Linked DNA regions of Homo sapiens: all the other regions are linked to region 3. The links are chromatin contacts, found by Hi-C or POLR2A ChIA-PET in ENCODE. All regions are on one chromosome and are shown on one strand. Each heading gives the region's core, a stretch centred on a gene start or an enhancer-like site at or near the end of the contact. The rest is flanking DNA. Distances are from core to core; before and after follow the strand shown. Region 1 has its middle 52 kb from the start of TLR10. Region 2 has its middle 60 kb from the start of LINC02513. Region 3 holds the start of LINC01259 (long intergenic non-protein coding RNA 1259).

Evidence for each region. Hi-C counts contacts between places; a loop is a spot of excess contacts on that map. ChIA-PET counts read pairs that join two places held with the same protein, here RNA polymerase II (POLR2A). Pooled maps may share reads with other maps.
Region 1: a map of endothelial cell of umbilical vein shows a loop between it and region 3 (2.4-fold over the local background). The contact joins the enhancer-like site here to the promoter of LINC01259 in region 3. A Hi-C loop is called at or near these places in 5 of 168 maps with a recorded cell type or tissue (GM11168, GM12878, K562 and 2 more), 16 of 37 single-sample maps with no recorded cell type and 10 of 50 pooled maps. POLR2A ChIA-PET finds 5 or more read pairs at or near these places in 2 of 52 experiments (GM12878 and activated naive CD4-positive, alpha-beta T cell).
Region 2: a loop to region 3 is called in a map with no recorded cell type, with 8 times the contacts of the local background. The contact joins the enhancer-like site here to the promoter of LINC01259 in region 3. A Hi-C loop is called at or near these places in 4 of 168 maps with a recorded cell type or tissue (CD4-positive, alpha-beta T cell, CD4-positive, alpha-beta memory T cell, CD8-positive, alpha-beta T cell and 1 more), 32 of 37 single-sample maps with no recorded cell type and 13 of 50 pooled maps. POLR2A ChIA-PET finds 5 or more read pairs at or near these places in 11 of 52 experiments (CD4-positive, alpha-beta T cell, CD4-positive, alpha-beta memory T cell, GM10248 and 8 more).

The regions. Positions count from the first base shown.
Region 1 is chr4:38,728,610-38,733,175 of GRCh38, reverse strand. No RefSeq gene overlaps it. Among named protein-coding and RNA genes, the nearest start is that of TLR10, 52 kb to the left of the region's middle. RefSeq lists an enhancer at 1,961-2,330. Within about 2 kb of position 2,000, at least 4 of the 41 ENCODE cell types and tissues checked have a DNase peak (open chromatin) inside an H3K27ac peak, as active enhancers do; they include GM12878, where a contact is called at or near this core.
Region 2 is chr4:38,304,742-38,309,051 of GRCh38, reverse strand. No RefSeq gene overlaps it. Among named protein-coding and RNA genes, the nearest start is that of LINC02513, 60 kb to the left of the region's middle. RefSeq lists an enhancer at 786-955. Within about 2 kb of position 2,476, at least 3 of the 41 ENCODE cell types and tissues checked have a DNase peak (open chromatin) inside an H3K27ac peak, as active enhancers do; they include CD8-positive, alpha-beta T cell, where a contact is called at or near this core.
Region 3 is chr4:38,506,990-38,511,100 of GRCh38, reverse strand. It overlaps LINC01259 (long intergenic non-protein coding RNA 1259), which reads right to left and starts at 1,334. Exons shown (of 3, transcript NR_149076.1): 1 at 1,154-1,334. All of the region lies in intron 1 of LINC01258 (long intergenic non-protein coding RNA 1258), which reads left to right.

The DNA of each region.
Region 1 (4,566 bases), core at 751-3,250, 220 kb before region 3:
CCACCACCATCACCATCACCACCACCATCACCATCATCAACACCACTACCACCACCACCACCATCACCTCCCTTTCTGAGCTGTGCCCTGCTGAACTTCCAAATTTCTTGAGAATATCGTCCCCTGGGGAACCCTATGGCTATTTTTACTTCTTCCATGTGTGCCTTCCTCCCCACAACCACCAGTGTTCCACTCAAAGGGGCATAAACATCTATAAGGCATTCTGTATGTATGTGTTTATATAGTCTTTTTTTTTTTTTGACAGAGTCTTGTTCTGTCATTCAGTCTGGAGTGCAGTGGTGCAATCTTGGCTCACTGCAACCTCTGCTTCCCAGGTTCAAGCAATTCTTGTGCCTCAGCCTCCCAAATAGCTGAGACTCCAAGTGCCCGCCACCATATACGGCTAATTTTTTTGTGTTTTTAGTAGAGATGGGGTTTCCCCATGTTGGCCAGGCTGGTCTCAAGCTCCTGATCTCAAGTGATCCGCCTGCGTCAGCCTCCCAAAGTGCTGAGATTACAGATGTGAGCCACCAATCTGGCCTATATAGTCTTAAACATGCTCACAATATATATGTTTATGTATCTTTGTAAGCATATGCCTAATGCCTAAAATGGAATATGGATGTATACATGTTTGCACAAATACACATATGTGTGTATATACATAAGGCATATGCATACACGTGAAGAGACATATATATAATCTTCAAATTTTCAAGAAAACAAATTGTTAAATTGAGGGTACTACCTCAGAAACCAAACTTTATTAAATTTTCCCAAAAGCAGAAATAAAAGGCAGTCTATAGATTATTTTGCTATCAGAGACAACCAACAAGCCCAACAACTTTGGAAGTGCCTGGCTGATATGAAAGTTATTCTTTTTTCTTTTTCTTTTTAATTAAAAATTAATTAATTAATTAATTAATTAATTAATTAGAGACAGTGTTTCACTCTGTTGCCCAAGCTGCAGTGCAGTGGTGCAATCACAGCTCACTGTAGCTGCAAACTCATGGGTTCAAATGATCTTCATACCTCAGCCTCTCAAGTAGCGGGGACCACAGGCATGTGTCAATTTTTAAATTTTTTTGTAGAGGGGGAGTCTTGCTAGGTTGCCTAGGCTGGTCTCAAACTTCTGGCCTCAAGTGATCTCCCACCTTAGCTTCCCAAAGTGCCAGGATTACGGGCATGGCCACTGTGCTTGGCTTACCTTTTTTCTTTGAAGAAGATGTTTTTATTGGAATAGAGTTAGCAGTTTCTTCCCTCCTCTTAGTATCTAGAATAATGAGCCTAGTGCGGTGGCTCATGCCTGTAATCCTGGCTCTGGGATTGTTAGAATTTCTGATGCCCGTGAAAGTGACCCTTAGGGTTGAGAGAGAGGAGAAAAGCTTTCTCTTAGATTTTATTAATAACCAAGAGAATTATGATGATGATATTAATAATAGCAATAATTAATATATAATTAACACATAACACTCCCTATGTGCCAGGCACCATTCTAAGTGTTTTGACATTTGCTTTGTTTGTGCCTCAGTGTTTGAGATGTTATCTCGTTTATGTCTCATAAGTACTCTCTGAGGTAGGCTCTAATATGATCATCCCAACTTTACAGATGAGGAAGGTGAGGCACAGAGAGGTTTAATGACCTGCCAAAAGTTACAGAGCAGTTGCAGAAGCAGGATTCGAACCCCGGCAATCTGGCTCTAGATTGCCACATTACCCTTAGCAGTCCTGCTCTCACGCAAGGCCGCCCTGGAAGGACAGGAAGAAGAACCCTCTGAGCCGCGAGAAGGTGCTCCGAGAACCCTCAAGAGGACCCCGGCCCTGAACTAGAAGCTCCGCGTGCCTGGGCCTCCCTCTCCAGCAGGGGGCGCACACAGCCCGCATTTTCTGGACTCCTCTAACCACAGATACCTCGGCTTATTGAGAACTGGAACTCCTGACCTTTTGTGGGAAAGGCTCTGATCTCAAAACTTTCTCTAGCATTCTTGAAGTATTTACAGTGTACTAATCAAAGGAATGATCCGGTACATGGACATAACCAAGGGAATGATTCAGGACCGTTCTTGGAGGACCTACAATGTGTATCAATAAGCAGAAACCCAGGAAGCCTGTATAGGCCCCAAGCTTATAACAGCGCTGCCTGATTCCAGATGAACCACAAACACTCCAAGCCGGGGTTTTTCTCACCACACCCGAAGACATTCTATTAAAATAGCCCTGTTCGTGGGTGGCCTCCCATGCATGAGTCCTCTCACATGGTCTGCGTGCTGATGGGGCTGTGCTGAACTCACCGCATTGGCCTATGGAACACGTGCTGAGGTGTTTTCTCTCTAGTGACCTTTGTCACATCCTTTGCAAGAAATTAGCTCAGAGGAGCAATCCCTGAAGGCCAAACCTCAACCTGCACCAGAGGCAGACAGGAGACGAGGTTTGGTAGAATTTGTACCTCTCATGGTGGTGGGAGGAGGAGAATGGCTCTGTGAAGCGCTCCTTCCACCCTTTTAATGCTGTGCAATAAAGACTGAGTTAGGGGCTCAGGCCTGTAATCCCAGCATTTTGGGAAGTCAAAGTGGGTGGACTGCTTGAGCCCAGGAGTTCCACACCAGCCTGGGCTACATGGCAAAACCCTGTCACTACAAAAAATACAAAAATTAGCCAAGCACGGTGGCGTGTACCTGTAGTCTCAGCTACTCAGGAGGCTGAGGTGGGAGGATCCCTTGAGTCTGGGAGGTGGAGGCTGCCGTGAGCCGTGATTGTGCCACTGCACTCTAGCCTGGGTAAGATCCTGTCTCAAAATTTAAGAAAAAAAAAAAAAAGACTGAATGAGGGGGCTAACTTTGAATGGGGACCTCTCAGACTCAGAGCAGGAACAAAGTTGATTGCCCTGGGACTTTAAAAGTTTCTTCAAAATCCTATACATTTGTCAGCTGCTCTCAGGAGCCTTAGCAGGCTTCAGGGGTCTCTCATCCCCTCTGCTATGGTCTGAATGTTTGTGTTTCCCTAAAATCCATATGTTGAAATCCTACCCCCTAAGGTGATGGTACTGGGAGCTGGGTCTTTGGGAGGTGATTAGGTCATGAAGGCAGAGGCCTCCTGAATGGGAAGAGTGCCCTCATCAAAGATGCCCAAGAGAGACCTCCCACCCCTTCCACCTTGGGAGGACATGGTGAGAAGGCACCATCTATGAACTAGAGGGCAGAACCTCGCCAGATGCCAGCTCTGCCTGTGCCTTGATTTTGGAGTTCCAGCCTCTGGAACTGTCAGAAATGAATTTCTGTTGTTTATAAGACATCCAGTTGGCCGGGCCTGGTGGCTCACGCCTGTAATCCCAGCACTTTGGGAGGCTGAGGTGGGAGGATCACGAGGTCAGGAGATCGAGACCATCCTGGCTAACACTGTGAAACTCCATCTCTACTAAAAAAAAAAATACAAAAAATTAGCCGGGCGTGGTGGCGGGCACCTGTATTCCCAGCTACTCAGGAGGCTGAGGCAGGAGAATGGTGTGAACCCAGGAGGCGGAGCTTGCAGTGAGCCCGAGATCGCACCACTGCACTCCAGCCTGGGCGACAGAGCGAGACTCCGTCAAAAAAAAAAAAAAAAAAAAAAAAAAAAGACACCCAGTTTATGGTATTTTGTTATAGTAGCCAGAATGGACAAAGATACCTTCCAAAGTGGTGTCCTTTCTGTATATACTTTGGCATAAGACATCTGATTCAAAATTAAATGAGAGGGACCATAAAGGGAAATACTCCGTTGCCAGCTTGCAGGGGAGGGCCGTAAAAGATCGCTTGGGTTCAGACTCTGGTTCTGCCTCCTGGGGGCCGAGCAGCCCCTGGGGAAGCGATTTACTTTTCTCTGTACCATGGTTTTCTCACCTGAAAAATGAAAATAATAAAATCCATGCCATAGGGTTGTTGAGTGCATTCAACGAACCCATGCGTGTGGTCCTAAGTGCAGCACGTGGCCTACACAGGAAGCACTCACTGAATCTTAGCTGTTGTGATTTCACCTATTCATGCAGGCCAGGACTCTGAGGAAAAAAGGAGATCTCTTGCTATTGTCATCTTTATTGATACTGCCACACTTTTTTTCTGCTCTGGGTGGCGCTGGCAAACTTCCTGTCTTCCCCAGGAGAATTTGATACCCCTGCCCCCACCTCTCTCAAAGGCAAACACCCTCCTGCCAGGTAGCAACTGGATGCCATGCAGAAGTATTCTCTCCTGGAATCACGTTCCTGGGTATTTGTCCTCAGGACCAGCCAGCTTGGAGTTGAGGTCAGTTGAAGTTCAAGAGGGCATTTATTCTGAGTTTTACTGTTTATTGATTTGCAGTACTTACAAGCCAAAGTGTTTGTCCTCCTGGCCTTCAGGGCCAAGGCTAAGGCCACAACAATGCAGCCCTTCTTCAGTGGCCCTGTTACCTTCCGGGAGCAGGCAGGGTGTGGCAAGAACTTCTGGGTGGCAAGAGCTCCAGGGTGTCGTGAGAACTCTGGGTGTGGCTGCCCAGGGCAGGCCTTGGAGAAAGCAGTTAAGAAACAAGCAACAAGGCTTGGTACCCCAGATCTGA
Region 2 (4,310 bases), core at 1,227-3,726, 200 kb after region 3:
TTATAAGAAATGCAGGAGAGAGACAGAGAAATGGTTTAAATGACATCAAAGGAGACAAAAATCAGCAAAATTCAGAGTGTGGAACACTTGGTAGGACAAAGGACCTGTTTTCTCTCGACTTTGAAGGGGGAAAAGGGAGGGGAGGGGACATGTAGATGAAAACAGAACAACTACAGTGATCTTACTTGGATTCTATTTGGGGAGAAAATCCCTCAAAACGTTTTTGAGACAGTCAGAGAAACTGAAATGCTGTCTGGATATTTGATTAAATTCAGGAATTTTTCTCTTTTTTAAGGTGTGATGGTGATGTTGTAGCTATGGCTATGGCTATGCTTTTTAAAAGAAGTCCTTGTCATCGCTTCTTGGTCTTTTGACTAAGATCAAGTGTAATAAAAAGAAGTCCTTGTCTTTTAGAGATGCATTCTGGAATATTTATGGATGAGAATATATGATTTCTTATATTTGTTTTAATATATTTCAAGAGCCAGGAGGAGGTGAATGAGGAGAGATACAATAAAAGATTGGCCATGAGTTGATAATTGCTGAGGTTGAGTAGTGGGTAAGTGGGGTCTCATCACGCTCTCCTCTCTACTTTTATACAGGCTTCAGGATTTCCAAAATAATTTGTTTTTAAAGATACAAACATATATCAATTGAGTTTTTACTCAAAAATTTAAAAGATTGCTGTAGAATCAAAGGCTAGTATAAGGCAATGGCTGAAGTCATGGACTAAGGACCAGGTTGCCTGTGTTTAAATGTCTGCTCTATTACTTACCAGCTGGGTAATCCAGGGTAAGAAACTTCATGTTGCTGCACCTCAGTTTCCTCCTTTGTAAAATGGGATAACAATACCACTTACTTTCTACTTCATAGAGTAATTATGACAATATTATTTATGACAATAAAATGAATAATATTTCTCCAGGGCCTGGAACAGTCCACGGCACATATTAAACATTGCATGGATTTACAGTTTTATTGTTGTTGGGTTTTTATTTTTGTTTCGTTATTTTGTTTTTGGGAGCATCTTCGCTCATTTTGTATTTCATACCTAACAATTCAGTCTCACATCCTTAATGCATCAACTACAATTTTCTAGTTTCTTTAGAATGTAGCAAGAACTTAAAGATACTCTTGAAGCAATCTGAGGACAAATCTTCTAGATTTTAATGATTTGTTCTCAATCTTTTATAGTTGCATGTCCATACCTAATCTGACAGCATTTGGTGATGGTGGGGAGAATGTTCTTTGCTATATTTTCATCCATTTACATAATTCCTAATTACATATTTTTTTCACTGCAAACTTTATAAACACATCTGGGAACAAACAAAACTGACTCCTGGTAAGTAGACCATGCAACTGGTGGGAGATGTGTTTAGATGCACTGTGAGAATGCCAGTGTCACATCTTGAGCCTACTGAGGACTTTGCAGATAGAATAGAGGTTGTATCCATTAATCTAGTGGTTTCCTTAAGTGGAGATGAGTTAAGGGACTCTATTGTATACAAGTCAACAATGATTGTGTTTGGGTTGCATAGTCTTCCTTCTCATCTTTTTTTTTTTTTTTTTTCTGGCAGGGTCTTTCTCTGTCACCGAGGCTGGAGTGCAGTGATGCAATCATGGCTCATTGCAACCTCAAACTCCTGGGCTCAAGAGATCCTCCTGCCTCAGCCTCCCAAGTAGCTGGGACTACAGGTGCCTGCCACAACACCCACTTGATTTCTAAATTTTTTGTAGAGACAGTCTCTCCATGTTGCCCAGGCCTCCCAGAGAGCTGAGATTACAGGCGCGAGCCACTGCACCCGGCCCTATTCCAATTTTTTAAAAATGATGAACATGTATTATGGCTCTTACCTGACAAAGAAAAAAAATCAACACTTCATTTTTTGGAAAGTATTTTTTTAGTAAATCCATTTCCAGAAGACTAGAATGCAAACACAAAGAAAATGAGCAGTGAATATTGTTAATTCATGCACCCTTGTATCCAAACAATGGGTTGCTAGATTCTACAGAACACTAGGATCTGAGCATCAGCAGTCATTGTTGTTACTTGATGAAAGGACAATGTATTATTGATTGCTGCTATTATAAGGCACAATTTCCTAAATGCTACAGAAGTCAGAGGGGAATCCAGCTTTATACTAAGAAGGTTCACATACTCTAATATTCACATTCTAGTTTCATTTTGACTCTAAAATTGCACAGAAACCAAATGAGCAAATCTGCATTTCCTCCTAAATCTATATGCAAACGGTGAGGCAGGGATTCCCCTTGTAGTTGGCATTCGTTAGCAGAAAGGATTCTGGACAACCTCAAGCTCAAACTGCCTTAGCACCAATCCAATCTAGCTGAATTGGACACTTCCTGTGCTTTGCCAAATTTCACAGATCTCATTGCAAGCTCACTCCTCTGTAACATATCATTGTTACTTTGCTTTCTGATCAACTCTTAATTCTCACAGTCTTCCTTGATCAAGAGAGAGGAAGTGAGAGAGGTGTGCAGTTATTGCTGCATTGATTGTCATCACTTGACAGATGGAGAAGCCAAGGTTACAAGCCACGTTTTTTTTAATCACAATGGAGCATGCCATATCTCTCCTCTGTCTCAGAAATTTGATCATAGGACACTTCATGGGGTGTTTTTTCTTTTCTTTTTAACATTTTTTGAGATGGAGTCTCACTCTGTCGCCCAGGCTGGAATGCAGTGGTGTGATCTCGGCTCGCTGCAACCTCCACCTCCTGGGTTCCAGCGATTCTCCTGCCTCAGACTCCCAAGTAGCTGGGATTATAGGAATGTGCCACCATGTCTGGCTAATTTTTGTGTTTTTAGTAGAGACAGGGTTTCACCATGTTGCCCAGGCTGGTCTCGAACTCCTGACCTCAAAGTGATCCACCTGCCTCAGCCTTCCAAAGGCTTGAGTGTTGGTATTACAGGCATGAGCCACTGCACCTGGCCCATGAGGTGTATTTTCAAGCAAACTATATGTATGAAGCTCATTTCATCACAGGGACAATGGCAGGAGAGTGTAAGAATGCGAGTACAAAGCCTTGGCTAGGCCCCACCTTCTGGTCTTGTCCCTCAGCCCTTCACTACATGCTTTCAGAAGTCTCAGCCTGAAGTCCTTTCAAAAGAGTCCCCCCACTTAAAAAATTGTGCAGAAGAGGCCAGGGGTGGTGGCTCACGCCTGTAATCCCAGCACTTTGGGAGGCCGAGGCGGGTGGATCATGAGGTCAGGAGATCAAGACCAACCTGGCTAACACGGTGAAACCCCATCTCTAATAAAAATACAAAAACCAGATTAGCTGAGTGCGGTGTCAGGTGCCTGTAGTCCCAGCTACTTGGGAGGCTGAGGCAGGAGAATGGTGTGAACCTGGGAGGCAGAGCTTGCAGTGAGCCAAGATCGTGCCACTGCACTCCAGCCTGGGTGACAGAGTGAGACTCTGTCTCAAAAAAAAAAAAAAAATTGTGCAGAACAACCAAACCGAAAGCCTGAGAACCGTGTTCCCAGGCTCCTTAAATGTAATGATGTCCCTCATACTAGTACATTTGCGTCCGGAATTGGTGGGTTCTTGGTCTCACTGACTTCAAGAATGAAGCCATGGACCCTCGCGGTGAGTGTTACAGTTCTTAAAGATGGTGTGTCCAGAGTTTGTTCATTCTGATGTTCGGACATGTTCGGAGTTTCTTCCTTCTGGTGGGTTTGTGGTCTTGCTGGCTTCAGGAGTGAAGCTGCAGACCTTCGCAGTGAGTGTTACAGCGCTTAAGGCAGCACCTCTGGAGTTGTTCATTCCTCCCGTCCAGAGTTGTTCATTCCTCCCGGTGGGTTCCTGGTCTCACTGGCCTCAGGAGTGAAGCTGCAGACCTTCGCAGTGAGTGTTACAGCTCATAAAGGCAATGCGGACCCAAAGAGTGAACAGCAGCAAGATTTATTGCAAAGAGCGAAAGAACAAAGCTTCCACAGTGTGGAAGGGGACCCGAGTGGGTTGCCACTGCTGGCTTGGGCAGCCTGCTTTTATTCTCTTATCTGGGCCTACCCACATCCTGCTGATTGGTCCATTTTACAGAGAGCTGATTGGTCTGTTTTGACAGGGTACTGATTGGTGCATTTACAATCCCTGAGCTAGACACAAAAGTTCTCCAAGTCCCCACTGGATTAGCTAGACACAGAGCACTGATGGGTGCGTTTACAAACTTTGAGCTAGACACAGGGTGCTGATTGGTGTGTTTACAAACCTTGAGCTAGACACAGAGTGCTGATTGGTGTATTTACAATCCCTTAGCTAGACATAAAGGTTCTCCAAGTCTCC
Region 3 (4,111 bases), core at 85-2,584:
CCTTAGCAAACGAACACACAGGACAAGAGAATATGGTTGGCTCAGCTTCTGACAGCATTTGGTGTATTTTCTTTGCCCTTGCATTTTCATTTGTCTGTCATGAGCTCCAAATGAGCTGCATACTTCATAGATTGATCTATTTAATTTTTAGGATTCTGTCAATGTTAAAAAATGGAGAAAGTGGATTTCCTTCCACAAAGTGGATCCCTGTGATTTGTGTAATCCATGTGTAGCTCCACTGTGGCAGCCTTGAAGCCCACAGGGCTCAGCCTCCCATTTTCTCCTCCAGCCAAAGGAACCTTCTAGACTTTCCTGAGGCTTGTAAGAGGCAGATGGCACAGGGTGGCTCCATCATGTACCAGACAGTGAGCAACTTAACCAATAACCCTTTAAGATTTCCGTTCCCTTTGAGTCTCCTTACCTTGGTCTTCCTTTCAACCTTTTCCTCCACAGTCAAGGAGAATCTAGGAGCCTTCCCGGTTGCTGGTGAAGCCTAAATTTTTCTTCTTGCTATTTTGCTATAAACACTCCCCTAGGCCTGATTTTCAAAATTGTATTTACCCAGCTTATGACTCTCTACAAGTTCCTCAAGTCTGACACAGAGGGTCTTTGACCCCTCTGTTGATGTGTGGTCAGGAGCTTGCCACATGGATCCCAGCATCTCCCCACACCACCATATGCCTGTGTGAGGGCTGGCTGGCGTTCGACCACAGAGAGGCTTTGTGACTTTGAGGCCTGGTATAATTCCTAAGACCAAAACATTGCAAACATTCCACTGATTTGTTGCTTCTTCACCCCTGGGCCTGGCCCACTCTGTAGCATTTCTGCTGCTTAGTCTACTCACAACACAAGGCTGCCTAAGTAGTCCTCACCTTGGTAGTACTCACCCCTTCCCTAAGTGTCTACAGCTTCGGGCAGTGCTGGCTGCACTGTAAGCCCCACAGAAGGACTCCAGGCTCCAGGTCAACCTGCAGCAGCAGATGAGGCTGGAGCCAGGGAGTGAAATTCACTCAGGCCTCTCTGCAGTGGTCCTGTTTCCCCTTCCAGGAAATAATCCAGTTTCTCAAGAGCTTAAGTGTCTCCATCAAAACTAGCTCAAACACCATCTTCCTGTGGTTTTATGAGGGAGTTTCTTGGAGAAACTGCTCCTAACCTTATATCCTTGAGCACTTCTCATCCAGTTCCAGATGACCTTCAGAAGGTGGTCCCACAAAAGCCAGGGCCATCTCACAGCTCGCCTCTGCCAGGGTGGTAGATTTGAGGACCTCCATGGTGGTGCCAGGTTGGCCTCCTCCCTCTCTGGCAGTCATGATGAAGGCATTCACCTGTCTTGTGTCTGAGCTGAAAGTGGCTCCTCTGCCTTAAACATCCTGGGTGGGACTCAGAACCATAGCCCGATATGGTTGACTTCTCACAGGAAGCCTCTAGTTTCACCCCACAACAACCACAAAATAGGAGTCTACCTTTTCATATCTCCAAAACAAAGTCCACCTCGTAGAGTGCATCGAGTAATGTAGACATTTAACGAGGAGAAGGAGAAAAGGGCTTACATCGCACTCTCTATTCAACACTTTGGTTTTCCACACTTCCTACCAGTTAAATTTCTTCTTCAGCCATCACCTGCTTGGTCTTCCTTCCTCCAGCGTTCCTTCTCCTCTCTGAACCCTTTCTTAGAATGTGTGTGGTCTGCAGATGTTTAATGTAGTTAGTATTTCACGCATGTTAATAAGGTCAAATTGGTTGGTAGTGCTGTTCAAATCTTCTATAGCCTTTCTGATTTTTCATTGTCTACCAGTTTTATCTAGAAGTGTTAAATCTCCAACTATGACTGTGATTAATCAATTTCTGCCTTTACGGATGATTGGGACTCATCAATGTTTTCTCCATGTATTTTGATGCTTTGTGATTAGGTTGCATACATGTTCAAGATGTTAGACCTTCTTGGTTAATGAATTATTTGATTATTATGAAATGTCTCTCTTCATCTCTGGTATTACTCTTTGCCTTGGAGTCTACCTTGATATGAATATAGCAAGCCAGCTTTCTTATAACTATCTTTTGCATGTGCTCTTTTACTTTATATGTCACAAGTCTGAGTCTTTATACTTAAAATATTTATCTTGTAAACAGTATACAGGTGGGCTCTGCTGTGTTATCCAGATTGACTATTTCTGCCTTTTACTTGAATTGTTTAATCTATTTACATTTAACCTAATTATTGATAGTTTGGGTTTCAGTCTGTCATCCTAATATTTGTCTCCTTTGTTCTTTGTTGTCTTTATTTCCTGCCTTCTTTTGAGTGAACCAACTATTTTTTAACTGATCGTTTCCTTTCCTTTATTATATTTTTGTTTTACTCATATCTTTGTGCTATTTTTTGGTGGTTGCTCTAGGATTTAGACATCCATCTTTAAGTTGTTATGGTCTACATTCAAATATTCTGTTACTTCTCAAACAATGCACGGATTTTACCATCATGTACTTCCATTTAGCACCTCTCCTATGAGGGGCACCACCTTCTGTCATGCTGATCGTGTGTGTGTGTGTGTGTGTGTGTGTGTGTGTGTGTGTTTTGGGGTGAGGTCAATCTCATGTGTAGTTGTTCTAGGTCTGGGTTCGTTTGTAACTTCAGTTAGATATAAGTCACCACTGGCCTCCGATATCATTAAGACAATATGAGGACTTCCCCTTCAGCAGATCTCTAAGTGCCAATGAGACTCCAGGGATCCCTTTATGCTCTGTAGTTAACTGGTCAGCTTTCTAAACTGCAAGTGATCTCTTTCTGCTTTATAACCTGACTGCCAGCTTTTGGGGCTGCTGGGGAATTCTCTTTGCTGGTCAGTCTTACCCCTGGATGTTCATGCCTTCAAACACCTCTCTCTCTCAGACCTTTCATCTTGTCCCAGCCCCTGAGGGTTGCTGTGGTGCACTTGGGAGAGTATAGCAGTGCCCTGAAAAGATTTCTTTGGTCCCGTCTCAGCCTGCTGCAGACAGGATGGTGAAGGCTTAAAGATTGGTGAAGGCTCAGAGGGCTTTGGAGAGTTCTATCTCAGTTCACCTGCCCTGCTTCTCCACAGGAACAATCTCTCTCAGCTCTCCTGCTCTGTCCCCAGACATCGACGTGCTAACCCCATGCACTTGATGTGGAAGGAGCTGGCAGGTAGGTGCAGCTCTGCTGTAAGGCTGAGATCCTGGGGTTGCTGCTGTCTTGATAGTCCATATGCAGCTGTTCAAGTTTTGTTGACAATTCAGCTAACTTCTTCTCATTCCTACCTATGGCACATTCTTCCTCCTCCCACCAATCCCACGATGGTCTGAATGCCCATAACCCCTCAGAATTCATATATTGAATCCTAACTCCCAAGGCAACGTATTAAGAGGTAGGTTTTTGGGAGGTGATTAAGTAATGAATGCAGAGCTCTACTAATGGCATTAGCACCCTTATAAAAGAGACTGGAAGGAGCATGTTAGCCTCTTCTTGCCTTTCCATCATGTAAGGAACAGATGGTGCCCTCACCAGACACCATATCTGCTGGTGTCTTGATCTTGGACTTTCCAGCCTTCAGAACTGTAAACAAAAAAATTCTGTTGTTCACAAATCACCCAGTCTAAGATATTTTGTCACGGCAGCCCAAACAGACTAAGACAGATCTCCTGGGATGTAAGCAAATTATGAAAAACTTAGTGCTTTCTGGAATTTAGTTCAGTTAGGTTTCTTTGCATTCTCAGCTCTAGAGTGGGTCTAGTAAATGATCGTCTTGTAGTTTTCCTGGCTTTTTCTCATTGTTAGTATAAGAGTAACCATGTCTTGCCACTTACTACATTCTAACAGGAATTGAAACTCCCTAAAGTAATGTTTTATCTTTTATATGTGACCAAGTTTTCCTTTCTGATAATTTCTAACATCTTTTTTTCTACCCACAGAACTCTGAAATTTCACAATGATATGTATGTTGGTAGGGGTTTTTTGTTGTTGTTGTTATTTATTGTGTTAGGCACTGAGTAGCCTCTTTAAATATATCAGTTCTGCAAAATATTCTTGCAGTATTGCCTTAATAATTTTCTTCCCTCCCTTTTTGCTGTTCTTTTTTTGCTAGAACTCATATTACTT